Linked DNA regions of Homo sapiens: region 1 is linked to region 2. The links are chromatin loops, found by intact Hi-C in ENCODE. Cell type or tissue: Caco-2. All regions are shown on one strand. Each heading gives the region's core, and the rest is flanking DNA. Links, peaks and the distances in the headings are about the cores only. Region 1 overlaps MACC1 (MET transcriptional regulator MACC1). Region 2 overlaps MACC1-OT1 (MACC1 3' UTR overlapping transcript 1).

The links. Hi-C counts contacts between places; a loop is a spot of excess contacts. Peaks named below come from ENCODE experiments on the same cell type or tissue, not always from the same donor. Only the 100,000 strongest peaks of a DNase experiment are listed, where the experiment ranks them.
Region 1: a loop joins it to region 2, with 7 times the contacts of the local background. A loop is called at or near these places in 2 of 110 quality-filtered maps.

Annotation. Positions count from the first base shown.
Region 1 is chr7:20,193,181-20,201,392 of GRCh38, forward strand. The region is part of intron 1 of MACC1 (MET transcriptional regulator MACC1); the gene reads right to left. Among named protein-coding and RNA genes, the nearest start is that of MACC1, 20 kb to the right of the region's middle. RefSeq lists enhancers at 6,171-6,220, 6,251-6,350. In Caco-2, for the core only: a CTCF peak has its summit at 4,842 (motif pointing left); a DNase peak (open chromatin) is centred at 4,111.
Region 2 is chr7:19,966,477-19,974,688 of GRCh38, forward strand. It overlaps MACC1-OT1 (MACC1 3' UTR overlapping transcript 1), which reads right to left. Exons shown (of 6, transcript NR_110114.1): 4 at 1,661-1,919. Among named protein-coding and RNA genes, the nearest start is that of MACC1-OT1, 170 kb to the right of the region's middle. In Caco-2, for the core only: no CTCF peak of the experiment used is centred there; a DNase peak (open chromatin) is centred at 3,795.

The DNA of each region.
Region 1 (8,212 bases), core at 1,977-6,976, 230 kb after region 2:
ACTCTTTATCAGAGAATCATATATAATAGAAAAATAAACTGAAAATAACCTAAATGTTTGGTAATGGATGAATAATTAAATAAATTATAAGCTATCAACTTAGGGCATGATGTCACCTTTATAAAAAATGGTTACAAAGTTTCTAACAACATGAGAAATTGTTTATAATGTGACTAAGTGCAAAAGCTAATCTTGAAAGTTTATATAAACTGTGATTACAGTATAAAAATGTATATATTACAGATAAAACTTGGAAGGAATTTTGAAGAAGTGAAAACAATTATGTTGAGGTGATGGTCATGAGACACAACTTTGCTCTTAGTGTTTGTTTTTCAATTCTCATTTCTCATCTAAGTTGCATCCTGTTATAGACAATGGTAAGTGATGCAAGCTTTTTCAGAATTCAGCTTCTACGATCTTATAAGAGACACCCTGTCAAAGCTGTAGCTAAACTAAGGGAATGACTGCCATGCCCAAAGCTCAGGAAGGCAGGCCTGGTTGTAGAGGGCCATGTCCCACTTTGTAAAATGTGGAAAAATAAACATGTCATTAGGAAGGTAAACTCAGACTCTTGGGGAAGTTTGGCCTCTTTCTATTCCTTCTTTTTTTTTTTTTTGTCTCATGAATGGCAAAGTAAAACCCTTAGGAGCCAGAAAGCAAACAGCTGACATCACTGTTCTCCAACCCCGGCTCTGCCATCTTTATTCCCCCGCCCCCACACACACCTTTAAGAAGCCATGTTTAAAGAAAACATTTGCTATTTTAATAATTTTGTGGATATGCTAGAAAGGTAGAGCAGAAACAGCAAGATCTGGAATTTAGGTAAGGTTTGTGGCCAGCGGTTCTCTGATCTGCGGTGACTCCTCACTTGCTGGGAGCCTCCATGTCTCCATCTGTAAAATGAGGGGGTTTCCACCACAGAACTACCCACATCCTATCTTGTCACCGTTATCTGACTCAGTTGTCAAATACGATGGAGTCCATTTGAAAAGCAGAGAATTTGGGAAGCCATGCTGCTCTGAGGGGTTTTTGCCGCTTTTTTTATATCCTAATTTTAGATTATAGAATCTTGGATAATAAAATTTTAAGCAATAAAAAGAAAAGAATTAAAAGGAAAGCCAGGTTCTGACACAGAGATCAGTGATGTCAGAAGGCAGGGAGCCCAGCTTGTCTACTCCACTCCAAACATAGAAAACATGACCACAAAGGAGTACTCCCCTGATGTGTTTGTTCTTTCTAGTTTTCATTAGAAAGAAACACACGAAGAGGCATTTTAATCTGCCCCCATGGCAGATGTGTGAAGAGCCTCACTTAAGGAGGCTTCGCTCCTTTCATGGTACCCTTAAAAGCTTACACCTGATTCACTCAGCTGCTGGCTCAGCCTCAACCTCTTGGCCCATCCATTAGAGATCCAGTGAAAAGCTATTAAGCAAATCCATCTCAGGAATTTTACATTCATGCAAAACATCATTTTGCTGTCTTCTTGCAACAATAAGGAAAGGCTGTCTTTCAACTACGTCTTGGTAATGAGAATTTAAAATTGCCTACCATGTAGTTTCCATTAAAAGCCATCTCAATACTAAAAGAGGATATGATAGCCTTTCACAACTCACACTTCTCCTAGTTTTATGCCTAAATCAATTGCAATCAAAAGGCAGTTTTAAAAATAGAGCATGTTACTTCAGCCTCCTAACAAAATTGCCTTTATAGAGTGATGGCTTAACACTACTTCCTTGAATTTTTTCTCGTCATAAAGATGAGATGTGGAATTTGCCTAAATTTTTAGTAAACCTCTAATCAGAAAAAGCTTGCCCATTATGTCACACATTTTCCTTCATATAAAGCCACATATAAGATATTCTCAAAGTCTGGGGATAGGAAAATTTTTTTCCTCCTAATCTTAACGTTTTCTCTTATTAAAAAAAAACAAGTATCCCCTATGCTTTAAGTTTTACCTTGATTATCAGGGAAACTTGGTCTGGGTTTTGTGTGCAGTAAGTTCTCACATCTCTGATTTTTCTTGTTTGTTTGTTTAATATAATTATGCTCCTCTTCCAACCCGCCGTACCTTGCTATTATTGCATGAAGTTGTTAACTTTAAAAACTACAGGATTTATGAGCTTAGAAAGGAGACTTTATTTCTCATAAAAGATTATAGCCTTCAAGGTGGCCATTCCACAGGCTGAAAAGCATAGCATCCGACAAAGACCAGAGACAGCTACTTCAAAGGAGGAGGGTTTAGACAGGAATTTAAGTTGAATAAATTAAAGTAACATATGTATTCAACAGTCTATAGGAGGAGCTGTTAATATTCATGAAGGGGGTCCTGACACATGCGTATTGAGCAAATATTCGTATATATGACCCATGTTTACCTTGGGGTAAAGATAACATTTAAATGTACTACAATTAGGCCCTATACATCAAAAGGTCTTTTTAGGACACAAAGGCACACAAGTGTGCAATCTATGGTTGGTTTTTTCATCAGGAGAATGTTATTGAAATCAAAGCTGTAGTTATGGCTTGTGGAACAGGGGATCAGTTAGCTTCTGTGAGCTGGATGTGTTGTCATTATTTTAATACTGCTCATCTTGAGGCCAATGCTTCTTTAGCTGCTAGAAAAAAAGAAAAAACTTGTTGCAGCTAGAACATAGTTTATTCCTGAAGTGTAGGGGTGTGTGACTTAACCTTGCCTGGCATGGCCTTAGGTCCTGTTTATAATTAGGTTGTCTTATTGCCATGAAGAGTCCATTCTGTCAGTCTTGTGATCTCTATTTTAACATTAATACTGGTCAGTTGTCGTGTCTAAACTGCAAAGGGATGGGGTGTAACAAAGCGTTTCTGACCTCCTGTCTCATCATGGTTGGGAACTCAGTTTTCAAGACTTCTCTGGGGTCCCTTTGGCCAAATGAGGGTTTGTTCAATCTGTGGGAGGTTTAGGATTTTATCTTTAGTTTCCAAGGCTTAGCTTTTATTGGTAATAATTTTCAGGTTTTTTTTAAATTTTATTTTATTTTTTTGAGATGGATTCTCGCTGTCTCCCAGGCTGGAGTGCAGTGGCGCCATCTCGGCTCACTGCAAGCTCCGCCTCCTGGGTTCACGCCATTCTCCTGCCTCAGCCTCCAGAGTAGCTGGGACTACAGGCGCCCGCCACCACGCCCGGCTAATTTTTTGTATTTTTAGTAGAGACGGGGTTTCACCGTGTTAGCCAGGATGGTCTCAATCTCCTGACCTTGTGATCCGCCCACCTCGGCCTCCCAAACTGCTGGGATTACAGGCGTGAGTCACTGCGCCCAGCCAACTTTCAGTTTTATTGACTATATACTTTTGTAATTAGGTACATCCAGTCACACTGGAGAAAGATAGTGTATAAATTTATAACAATGGGCCGGGTGCGGCCGGCCCATTTTATATATATATATAAAACAATGTATATATCTGTATGCATGCATGTGTGTATGTGCTCTATGTAATATATATTATCATTAATTGTCATAGAAAAACATCTTTAGAATTAAAAAGAGCTTAGCGATCATTTAAATTGTTCCAAACATATATCTATCATGCATGGAGAACCGGTTTTCTCAAATGAAATATGCCCCAAAACTTAAAAAAATAAGGTTGAAAAATAAATAAAGCAAAGTTCCTTTGGCTGAAAGGTAAAAGGATCAAAGCCCACAAACTTCACCTCGCAGCCACTCACTTTCACTGCAACAGAGCATTCTCAAGTCACCCCACAAAACCCCTAATTTTCTATGGTACACATTTGACTACTACCAGTCAATTTTAGTCATTGTCTTTTGTAAGTTTGAAAAATGACATACGATGAAGTTGCAAATTATCTATAAACATTTACCTAGTGAGTGACCAGGTCACCCCACCAGAACTCAAATTCCCTGATTTCTAGAAGTTTATTTTTGTCCAAATAGAAAGGTCCATCCCAATGTTGGCTGAAAATTAAAATTCTGGTCTTTGAAAAGAGTTGGGCTATTTGGAATTTCTGACAAAAACTAAAGAGAATCTAAGATTTTCCTAAAGTCAACAAGTCAGTTAATATTTTCTCTCAGGCCCAGCACTGCCATTTTCCCTCCTCCCAGGCCTATGTGCAGCAAAGGCCAGCCCTCCCTTCTTTTCAGATTTCCTTTCAACTGCTGCTGTGTTTGCCTATTCCCTTGGAATCTCTATTGGATACCAATTTCTTGACCCCTCCTGGGTAAAGAATCACATGGCTTTGTGTTTTTTGTATGTTAAATAAACTTAGCCAAGATAACAATTTTGTGGAATCTTAGTGACTATTTGTTTTTCTTTCTCGAGCATTTTTACATGTTGTCCTGGCTTTAGCTTTTAACATTATGGATATCAAGATCTCCTGTCTATTTAGTAAAGCCTGAACATGTTCTCGTACGCCTACTCACAATAAACTTGGACTGAATTTATCTGAGAGTGTGGCTTATTTTGCAAACACCTCCAGACAAAAACTAACTAAAATATACTTGCATGATGAACAAAGATTTCAGACAAACTCTGCATAGATCACGGAAAGTTTAAGAAGCCCTATTTGAGCTTCAAATTTCAAAGTCATGATTTATAAACTCAATTTCAGGTGAAACAGAAAAGTTTCAATCACGTATTTATCATGACTTAGTATCATGGCTTTTAGGAGAAATGTTTCCAAATCTACCATGTATTGTTTTTATTTTTATTTTTATATTATACAGGCTTATATTGTTCACTAGAAAATAGGCTACTTCATTTATAGAAATATTTTATGTAATAAAAACCATTTCAACATGAACAATTTCAATGATCCTAAGAGGAAAATACCACCCTCTGGTGGTGAAACCCTTAAACAGCAAAGGCCTGGGGGCAGAATGCCTCCAGTTACCACAGTGGCTAATCCAGGTGGTAAAGGGAATGACAGGAGGGTCTGATGTCTGGGTATTGGCAAGAAATCTCAAGAAGACCATATCATCTGGAGATCCCTGAGGGCATGTGATATGTGGGTATGGAGGAGAGTAGTGGAAAGAGAAGCAAACCATTACCAAAGAGATATTGATCAAAGCAATGTTTTATCCCCTTTCATGGGAGCTGGGAAAACCAGGCACTAAACTGGTGCCTAAGTAAAGTCCCAGGGGCTTTTCTGAACCAGAATTAGGCATCAGATCCACAGACAGCATGGGAGATCATAGAGGGATAAAGAGCCAAGCATATCATGCTAGTCCAGGATATAAACAATGAACAGAACAGGACTGCCAAAAACTAGAGTTTAATGGATGTTGGTCTCCTAGTGGGCAAGAGAAGATGAAAGGGGATCAATTGGCCAATGTAAACATTTAAGGCTTACCAGACAAGTAAACATTTTGTCCAGGCTCCACCCTTTGATTATTCAATTGTATCTTGATAAGCTCCTGGTCTGCCCCTGGTCCAAGCCTCCATTCTGGAGCTCTCCTTTTAGATCTCAGCCTCGCCTATAATTTCTTCTGTCGCTTTCTAACAAGGCAAGATTTTTACAGGGTTATCAATTTATAAGCCAAAATTACTTGTATATTTTCTAATTAATTCAATCTAAAGAATAAATCCCATGCACCACAAGGAGACTTGATGTAGAACAATTCCTTCAAATCAGAGACAGAATAGGACTAAAAAATAATAATAGTAACTTGAATTGGCAAAACAATGAAGACTCAATGAAAAAGAGAGATCCACCAAGGATGCCTAACAAATCTTTTATCCACAGAAGAGTGGTGCTGAGACTGTGCAGAGAGAAAGGCTTGTCTAAGTTAATGTTACAAAATACTTCTCAAAATGTAAAGGTCTATGTAAATATAATATTTTATGCGAGTGTATTATTCAGCTGCCAGTATGTAAGGAGAATGGCAATAATAGTAATTTGAATTTATGGAGGGCCTATCATCTTAGACACTTGTGCTTTTGAAAGCCAGCTTATTAATCCTCAGGACTATCTCAGGAGAAAAGCAGCCAATGTTATTAGCTCCATTTGCAGATAAGAAATTGAGACAGACACAGATTATGTGGTTCATACAAGGCTTGCACAAGAAATCTGTGAGGAGAAGGAAAAATTATTAGCTACTAAGGTAGAAATGTGATCCACAGATAAAGAGTTGGCAAGGTTTGATCTTCTCCTGTTCATACTCATGGAAAAAGTAAGCATTGTCCTAGCCAAAGCTATCTAAAGCAATATTATGTATATTACATGGAGAAGGGACCTGGTGTGTGTGATAGTACTGGAGGCTTCAGTTCAACCCAGAAGAAAGCAGCGAAGCACTCAGCTTGCCTTGATTGGCAGAATGGATGCCTTGGCAACCACTTGGCCTGAAACCAACCTGCCCTCTCCAACACCACTATCCTCCACCCACACCCTTGTCACATAATCATCAGGAAGGCATGCTCTGAAATAAGGATGAAATGACAGAATAAGGAAGTCTTCAAATGAAACAGGAAGCACACAGAGAGAGCAGAGCACTTACTAACATGAAATTAGAAACCAAAGTGAATGAAGAGGAACTCACAGAGGTGAGTCAAAGAGTACAGAGTCATTCAAAAATGTTGATGAAGAATTCACTTTAAATCTTTACCTTTTTCTTGTTCTTAAAGTTAAGAAAAACTTATTTTTAAAGTAAAAACAGATATCTTAAAAATAAATTTAAACAATAAAATTAAATGTTCTATAAAATGAATCAATCAGAAAGTAGTGAGTTATACATGCTTTTATAAAGGAAAACGACCTTGCAAACCAAGTTTTAAGGCTCAAATGAATTAGCCAAATCCTATACAATTATTAACAAGATAGAGAATAAAGATAAACAAGTGGCTATACCATTATGTGTGTGTGTGTGTGTGTGTACATATGTATGTATATATACATACATATATATGTATTTCCTTTTACAGATGAAGATAAATAAAATTCATAATAAAATATTTATTCACAATAAACACCTAGGAGTGTGTGGGAATAACAGTTTTATTGGGGAAAGGAAATACAGGGGCTAACTGAAAAAACACGAAGAATCTTTTAAAAGATTACTAGATTACTAGATTTAAAAGATTAGTAGATTTAAAAGATTTAAAAGATTACTAGATTACTAGAAATGGACAGTTATAGATAAAGAGATAACAGTTATATCCCTCATTAACAAACACTATTAAGTTATACTTCAAAATACTGATAAATACCAAAGAAAACACACGATGACTTCCAAGGAAAAAAGAGGTTACTGGGAGACCTTTGATATCAGTATTTCCTACCAATTTACTGGTCATAACGACAAATCCTGGAAGAGAAAGTAAATTGTTGTCAAAATTTAACAGGCAAGAGTGCGTAGGTTAATTACAGGAAGTTTTTAGTTTAGGAAACTGCCAAACTCATCACAAGACATGAGAGACAGAGTGATGTAATTACCTAAGAAGGGGGATGAAGTAATGCACTCAACCATCAGCACCTGATTTCTTTTTTTGCTGGAGCCAGAAGAAATCTTTTCACTGATGCACAGTCAGATACCTGAGATATCCCCCACAACCCCAGCTAGAAACATGGGTGCTATCTAATCCTGGAAGTTTCTAAGAGCCATTCAATATTTTCATGCCTATTCTCTGCTTCCAGGCAGGGTGGATATCCAGTAAGAATACCTGAGTACCATACACTGGCCAGCATCCATTCTGACAGGTCAAGTGTCCATGCCATACTCACTGCTGCACATTTTTAATATCATTTTGCATTCAGAAAAGTATCAACCTAAGCCTACCAAGGAAGTGTTCCTCTCCCTATTAAAAACTTCCAAGATGACTAGGTGTTATTTGGTGGGATGGATTTCTATTATTATGTTTTTTAATTTTAAAAAATATTCTAAAGGGAGAGAAGTGGTACTATGTCATCTGAATTGGTGAATCAAATTTAAGTGAATCTCATTGGTGAATGAGAGCTGGTCACACTCAAAAGAAGGATGTGACACAGTCTGAGGTTTTAACTAAAGAGAGGGAAGAAAGAAGCAGCAGGATCATGCAATACAAGAGGCCAAGAGGGGCTCTCAGACTGTCCCCCCCATGGACTAATTATGCAGAATTTATGAAATGGGTTCTGAAGGTTGAGCTATCTGGGTTCAAATGCTAGCTCCACAGTGAAATTTGTAGGGAGAAGCAGGATGAAGTGCTTCAGGTAAAAGGAAAATGATCCACAATGGTGTAAAAACAA
Region 2 (8,212 bases), core at 1,769-6,768:
CACTTATAGTGTTCACCTGGATCACCTAAGAAGCATTTGCATTTTAAAACCAGTTCCTTGGATATTTCCTGTATTTACTAACTTTCAAAGTGCCATATTAAATTTTAACATTTCACAGAGCATTAAACAACTCCGTGTTTTAAGCTATAACACAACTCTCTGCTCAAAGCCATCTATTACTCCTCAGAAGAAATGTCCGCCATATCTCTTTAATATGTCTTGTACCTCTGTGTCAGGAGATAGGATGAGTGCCCTGCTTTTGACATGGGATGATCTATCCCTTTTCCCTAAAACTCTCAGTTCCTTTGAAGGTCACGCTACCCAATATGTTTATTGCCCAGTAACTCTCCTTTACTCAGTCATCCACAAGCCTTTGATTGCGCCTGACAATTCCTTAGAGATTTTAGTTCCCAACTGTTTCTTTTCCATAAATACGTATCTCATATTTTTCAGTGACATCAATATCCACATATGTGTTTCTTTCAATACATGTCCTCTCCATTTCTTGCCCCCATCTTTGGTGATCTTACCTCTGTTCCACCTCAACCATGGTCATGGCTAAACTTCATTAGTAACAATTTTATCCAATCCAAAATTTCCAGTTTTTATCACCCCATCAAACACATCTGTTCTCTATGACATACTATTCTTCTATCCTCTTTTGAGTACTCTGATTCCTAAAACTCTTTTCCTGTTTGTAAAAATAAAAAAAAAACAGAACAACAACAACAGAAATAACAACAAAAACCACACCACTTCTAGTCAGTCGTTTCTGCTAGCAATTTATCACCATGAGTCTCACTGAAGCCCTCACTCTCTTCCTTACTTTCCTTAGCTTCTATGGCCTAATATTAAAATATTCCTTCTATCATTGCCACATGGCCAACCTTAATCCTGTTTAGAACTAACTCTTTTCCTATCTTGCTCCTGAAATATAGCAGCTAATCACAAATGGTGGCAAAAGGCATAACATGTTTGCTGTGATCACATTAATTTCATAACCACACTCATTAAGGGGGCCTTAGTGTGGCTCCGTCATCCCTCTTCATTTTCACTTATCCAGTCCCATGGGAAATTATTTTATTTTATGTTTCCATTGCCTTTGATTGAGGAAGTAGAAGTAACTAGAGGAAGATTCTTGCATGCTTCCACCACTGTATAGAGCAACATCATTATCCATATACCTTACCTGAATATCAAGGCAAACCCACCTATTTAAGTACTAAATCCATCCACTTCAGTGTACTCAAGGCCAATGCTCTTGCTATGGCTTACTTTGTCTCTTGCATCATCATTTTTTTCACTAGTGGTCTGTTTCTATTAGTATATAAACACAAACTATCTTGAAGAAATCTTCCCTTGATTCTATATCCCTTCACATAGTCTCTGTCCCACTTTTCTCCTCTACAGAGAAGAGTTTTTGCAGTCACAGTTTTTCTTTCTCCTCTTCCCATTCCCTCTTGGACCCACTCTGTTCAGGCTTGTGTTCTTGCTGTGCCATGGGGGCTGCTCTTCGCAAGGGCACAAAAATCCTCTGTATTATATTGTCTAGTGGTCATTTATTAGACTTCCAATTTAACCAAATAGTGTCATTTACACACACGTTATTCACACGTTATTACTTGAAACAACTTCTTTACTTCACCTTCATAATACCAACCTTGTTTTTCTACACACCTCACTGGCTGCTCCTTCTCAGCCTCCTTTGATAATTCCTCTGCACCTCCCAGATCTTTAAACACGGGTATGTTTCAGGACTCAGTTCTCTCACACAGGTGATCTCTTTGTATTCTGCAGCTTTAAATGTGACCACTAACTTTAAAATTCCTAAATTTATATTTCCAGTGTGAATTTCTCTCTGGAACTGGAAATGCATATCTTCATTTCTTGATATCTCTATTTAGATATCCAATATGCATCTGTAAATGAAAAATTGCACCAGATAAGTTAAATGGGAAATGAAGACTTTATTCAAGACTATTGCAATAAAGGAAAAAGATTGAACTCAACTCTGATAAAACAAAAGGTGAGAGAGTTTCAATCACAGAAGTGAGCTAATGGAAGAACAGTGGAAAACTGACATCAGGGGAAAGGTTGATCCAGGTGATTAGTACATCATTTTTTGCAATTGGTGCTTATTGAAGTTAGACTCCTCCCCTCCCACAGAGACTAAGAAATACAGGTGCTTGCTTGCTTTCTTCTTTTAAAGTTTTATTTTGGTTTCAACTGACATGTAATAATTGCGTGTGTGTGTTTGTATATACATATATATGTGTATGTGTATGTGTATACATATATGCCTATAGTCATATACATACTTATGGTACATTTAAGAAACTGTAATGTTTCAATACATGTATACATTGTGTAATCATCAAATCAAGGTAATTAGCATATCCATCACCTCTAACACTTGTCATATCTTTGTGGTGAGAAAATTCAAAATCCTTTTTTCTAGCTATTTTGAAGTATATAATACATTATTCTTTACTGTAGTCCCTTACTTTGCAATAGGACACCAGAAATTATTTCTCCTATCTAACTGGAATTTTGTACCCATTGACCAACCTCTCCCCATCTCCCCCACCTCTGGTGACCACTATTCTACTCTCTACTTCTGTGTGATCAACTTCTTTATATTCCACATATAAGTGAGATAATGTGGTATTTGTCCTTTTGTACTTGCTTTATTTCACATAATATAAAAAGACAACAAATGCTAGTGAGGATATGGGGAAAGAGAACTTTTATATACACTGTTAATGGGAATGTAAATTAGTATAGCCGTTATGAACAACAGTGTGTAAGTTCCTCAAAATACTAAAAATAGAACTACCATATGATACAATAATCCAACTACTGGGTTTACATCGAAAGGAAATAAAATCAGTATGTCAAAGAGATGTCTGTGCTCCCATGTTTACTGCAGCGCTATTCAAAATAGCCAAGATAGGGAATCAACCTAAATGTCAATCAATGAATGAATGGATTATTAAAAAATGTGGTATGTATGTAAACAATGTAATACTACTCAGCCATAATAATAAACAAAATTCTGACATTTGGAATAACATGGATAAACCTAGAAGTGCCATTTTTCTTAGTGATTACATGTCAAAGGGATTGCTTCTAGCAGCTTGGGAGGAATATTTCTGGGATGTGGAAGATTTGGATCTCAAGAGGGCAGAAACAGTTTTCTCTTGCAAGTTATCTAAAATTAGTGCTCTTTAAAAAGAAACGCTATGAGCCTATAGTCAGGAAGAAACGTGTCCAAAATTTAGTCAACTTGAGGGGAATTTTAAGGCCATCCTGGTCATATCTCAAACTTCAAATGACCAAAAATGAATTATTGATTTTCTTCTACCCTCAAACTTGTCCATTCCCCAGTATTTGTCAACTCAGTTGCAATTGTATTCTTCCAGTTATTTGGGTCAAAAACCTTAGGGTCAACATTGATGCTTTCTACTTTCCCTCTGTCTCCCCCCAACACCACCCCCCCCCCCCCCCGACATCCAATTCCTCTGTAATCTTTATCTAGCTTCCAGCCTTCATCAGGCTTTTCACTCCACCCTAGCCCAGGGCAGCAAAATTGTCCAATGGATTATTAAGTTACTTTCCTAACTATTCTTTCTAGTTTCACTCTTTCTCGTCCTGCAGTCTACTATTTAGACTGCCAAGTTTCTATTCCACTCAAATCCAAAGCTGTTATCTTGGCTTAAAAAGCTCAATATCTTCTTCCTCCTGTTTTCTCCTTACTTTAATCTCGAACTTTGCCCCCACATTCTAGACTCTGTGCATATTTGCCTTTCTGAGTCACATGTGCCTCCTTATTGTCCCTCATACATTCCAATCATGTCTTTGCCTCCAGGATTTATGACTTGCTTTCTTCATTGTTTGAAACACTCCTCATACAGATATCAACATGTCTTTCTTTCTTCTTTCTTCTGTCAGGTCTCGGCTCCCATGTCAAATGTTATCACCTATTTTAGTCTTTCCCTAAGCTCATGTAATATTACAATATTACAACCCTGTTTTTTTCTCCTTAGTTCTTATCACCACTTGATGTATTATTGTGTTTGCTTAACTATTTATTTTGTCTCTCCAATTAGAATGTATGTTCTTTGAGAGCCAGGACTTCTTATATGTTGTTTACTAGAGAAAGTCTGCCAGGAACAGAGTAAGCAATAAGTATTTGTAAAATAAATGAATAAATTTTCTGCCTTAGATTGATGGTTACAAATGGCTACTGACTCCCATTAAAGCACTTCACAATCTTCAGTGAATCAGTGCTATACCCTTTTTTATTCTTTCAGCCCCAGTCTTTGTTACCTTCAGTGATTTAATCATCAACATATTTGATTATCTTGGCTGCACAGATAATCATCCTCAATGTCTGAACTATTGAATGAAAAAGCTATACTTGAAACTAACCTCTTAGCTCTGCAATGCATTTCTCTGCATATAAACACCTGGATTCTCATTTCTCCCCATCCTTTTGACCAACTACAGCTATCTCTGTCTTGATTATGATCTCTAAGTTACTTGACCTCACCCTGGTCTTGCTTCCTCTTCTCTCTCATTCAACCCCTTCTCTCCCAGGATGAGTTCTATAGTCAGTCAATTTGGTAATGTGCTCATTACTGCTCCTAATTCATTCATATTTTAGCAAACACTTAGCGTGGTGAGGCTTCTGATCCTCAGCACTGGTAAAAATCTAACATTTATTGTATCTGTTCTAATTCCTTGGTTTCATGTGGTATCTTTCATCCTACTCAGTAATCTTTTTGTTCACACACAGATTTTTTTTTTTTTTTTTTTGGTCCATGTTTCTATGGTCTGTAGATTCCATTGTATATGGCTTAAAATCATGCCTATGTCCCTCTAAACATAAATCTAATTTCCTTTTTCTATTACAATCAGTAGACAGCTTTATATTTTATTTTATTTTAGTCATTTGATATGAGATTCTCAAAATTGCTCCTTAGCACTAAAATATATCCCTTTTTAAAATACAGTTCATCTCTTTCCTTAACTCCAATATTCAACAAAATATATTATTTTTTTTGTTACCCTAAACCTCCAAATTCTATACTTGCTAACATTCTATCCCATCTTATTTGGGATCTTCTTCCCATATACACATAGGTTATTTTTCTCCAAAAGATTTAATCAATCCTGTCTCTCTGTTTATAATTATTTATTATTTTAATCATTTTATGGTAGTCATTTTTGTTATTTGTCTACTTTGATTAGTTGGGAATTTTTAAGAAAAAAGATAAGGTCTAACTATTTCTAATATTTTCCACATTACAAAGCTATCACTCTATAAATACTGAATGAATAAATGAATGTTATTAAGGCTTTGAAAAGAGCATGGGAAGATATAGAATATTGTATAGATTATTAGATGCCTTTCTCTATTCACCCCAGAATTGCCATAAACTAATAGCTAATTATTCCAAATTTGTGATAGTGGTAGTGTTGGTGGCAGCAAGGCATTATTTACTTAAAATATTTGATATTTTATGGCAACGTTCTTAAAGCTTTCCAAAATCTAAAGCTGAGTCCTGACTAGTCTTAGAGCTTCTTTGGCCTCATTTCAGAGTCTAGTTGAATGATTAATGAAATCCTTACTCTCCATTTCCCTTTTGAAAGTTCTGTTGAATCTCCACTGAATCCAACCTCATTCATCAGGCATGTTGTCTGGAAGAGTCTCAGAGAATCCCTTCTGGGAGTTTTAGAGTCTTCCATTTGACCTTGGAGAGAGATTGATCTTGAAATTGTACTAAGCAACCAAATTTTCCATTTGTTATACTTTCTCCGTGACCACAAAAAGCAAAGGAGTCTATAAATACATTATATTAAGAAAAAATAATATTTGTATTGATTCGCTGGAGTTGCATTTTTAAATTAAAACAAAGGCCTAAATTTTATAATTCTTTCTAGTGTATTTAATTTTGAGAGCTATTAGACGGCTCTCTGTTATTGTCAAAACATATTATGGCCCTTTTCTAATTTTTCTATTCTCATGAGTTTCAGTTCTTGTAGCAAAGATGACAAAAACATTTCATTATTTTTATTTTAGAAAACTTTTTCAAATAGTTTTTACTCAGATTCTTGTTGAGCTGTCTACACAACTTCCTCCGCAAGAAGAAATTTTAAAATCCTCCTTTGAACTATTCTTTAATATAACTGAAGGAGTACATTAAAATTTTTACAAACAAAAGAAACCTATATCCATGACTCTTGTCAGAAATAGGTAGTGTTTAAGGGGAAAGAGAAGTATAATGGAGTTTGAGGAGCTCTGCTTAATTTCTTATTTTGTCACCGAGACTCCACGGAATTTTTTAAAAAATAATAATGGTCCTGTTACAGTCATTCTCCTTCACCTGCTCACTATTTCCACTTAAATGGATTTATGTTGAACCTCCCATACCACACCAGAGTGGTATACTTTTTACAACTGATGAAACTACATTGACACATCATTATCCATTAACATCCATAGTTTATTTCAGGGTTCACTTTGGGTAGTATGCATTCTATGGATTTTGACAAATGAATAATGACATGTAGCCACTATTGTAGCATCATACAAAATAGTTTCACTTCCCTAAAAATTTTCTGTGCTTCAACTCTTCTTCCCTCCTGCCTCCTTAACTCTTGGAAACCACTTTTTACTATATCCATAGTTTTGTTTTTTCCAGAATGCCATATTTTGAAATCGTATGGTATATAGCCTTTTCAGATTGGCTTCTTTTACTAAGTAATGTGCATTTAAGCTACCTCTTTGTCTTTTCATGGCTTGAGAGCTAATTTCTTTTCTTTTCTTTCCTTTTTTTTTTTTTCTTTTTTTTTTTGAGACAGAGTTTTGCTCTATCGTCCAGGCTGGAGTGCAGTGGCGCAATCTCCGCGCACTGCAACCTCCACCTCCTGGGTTCAAGTGATTCTCCTGCCTCAGCCTCCCGAGTAGTTGGGACTACAGGTGTATGCCACCACACCCGGCTAATTTTTTGTATTTTTGGTTGGAGGGGTTTCACTGTGTTAGCCAGGCTGATCTCGATCTCCTGAGCTCGTGATCCGCCTGCCTCAGCCTCCCACAGTGCTGAGATTACAGGTGTGAGCCAGCACGCCCAGCCTGATAGCTCATTTCTTTTTAGTGAATAACATTCCATTGTCTGTATGTATTACATTTATTTATCCATTTACCTACCGCAGGACATCTTTGTTGCTTCCAAATTTGGGTAATTATGAAGAAAGCTGCTATAAACATCCATGTGCAGGACTTTGTGAACATATGTTTCCAACTCCTTTGGATGAATACCAAGAAGCATGACTGCTGGGTTGTATGCTAAGAGTATGTTTAGTTTTGTAAGAAACCACCAAACTGTCTTCAAATTGGCTCTACCATATCACCAGCAATGACTGAGACAGAAATGGATGTACCATATCATCAGGAATGACTGAGAGTTTCCACTGCTTCACATCTTCACCAGCATTTTGTGTTAGTGTTCTGGATTTTGGCCATTCTAGTAGATGTGTAGTGGTTTCTCATTGTTGTTTCAGTTTGCATTTCTCTTATGACATATAACGTGGAACATATTTTCATATGTTTATTTGCCATCCATATATCTTCTTTGGTGAGGTGTCAAGATCTTGGCTCTTTTTAAATTGTGTTTTTAATTTTCTTGTTGTGGAGTTTAAGAGTTTTCTGTATATTTTTTATAATAGTTTTGCATTTACAGTATTTACATATGTAATCCATCCTAATTTTTGTGAAAGGTGTAAGGTCTATGTCTAGATTCTTTTCTTTTTTTTTTTTTTTTTTTTTTGCATGTGAATGTCTAATTGTCCTAGCACTGTTTGTGGAAAAGACTGTTTTTGCTCCATTGTATCATCTTTGCTCCTTTTTTGCAGATCAGTTGACTATATTTATGTGGGTCTATTTTAGGGCTTTCTATTTTGTTCCATTGATCTATTTGTCTATTCTTTCACCAGCACCGTACATTTTGATGACTGTAGCTTTATAGTAAGTCTTGAAATCAATAGTGTTAGTCCTCTAACTTTGTTCTTCTCCTTCAATATTGAATTGGCTATTCTAGTTCTCTTGTCTGTCCATATAAATTTTTGAATCAGTTTGTTCACATAATAACTTACTGAGATTTTGATTGGGATTGTGTTGTATCTATATATCAAGTTAGGAAGAACTGAC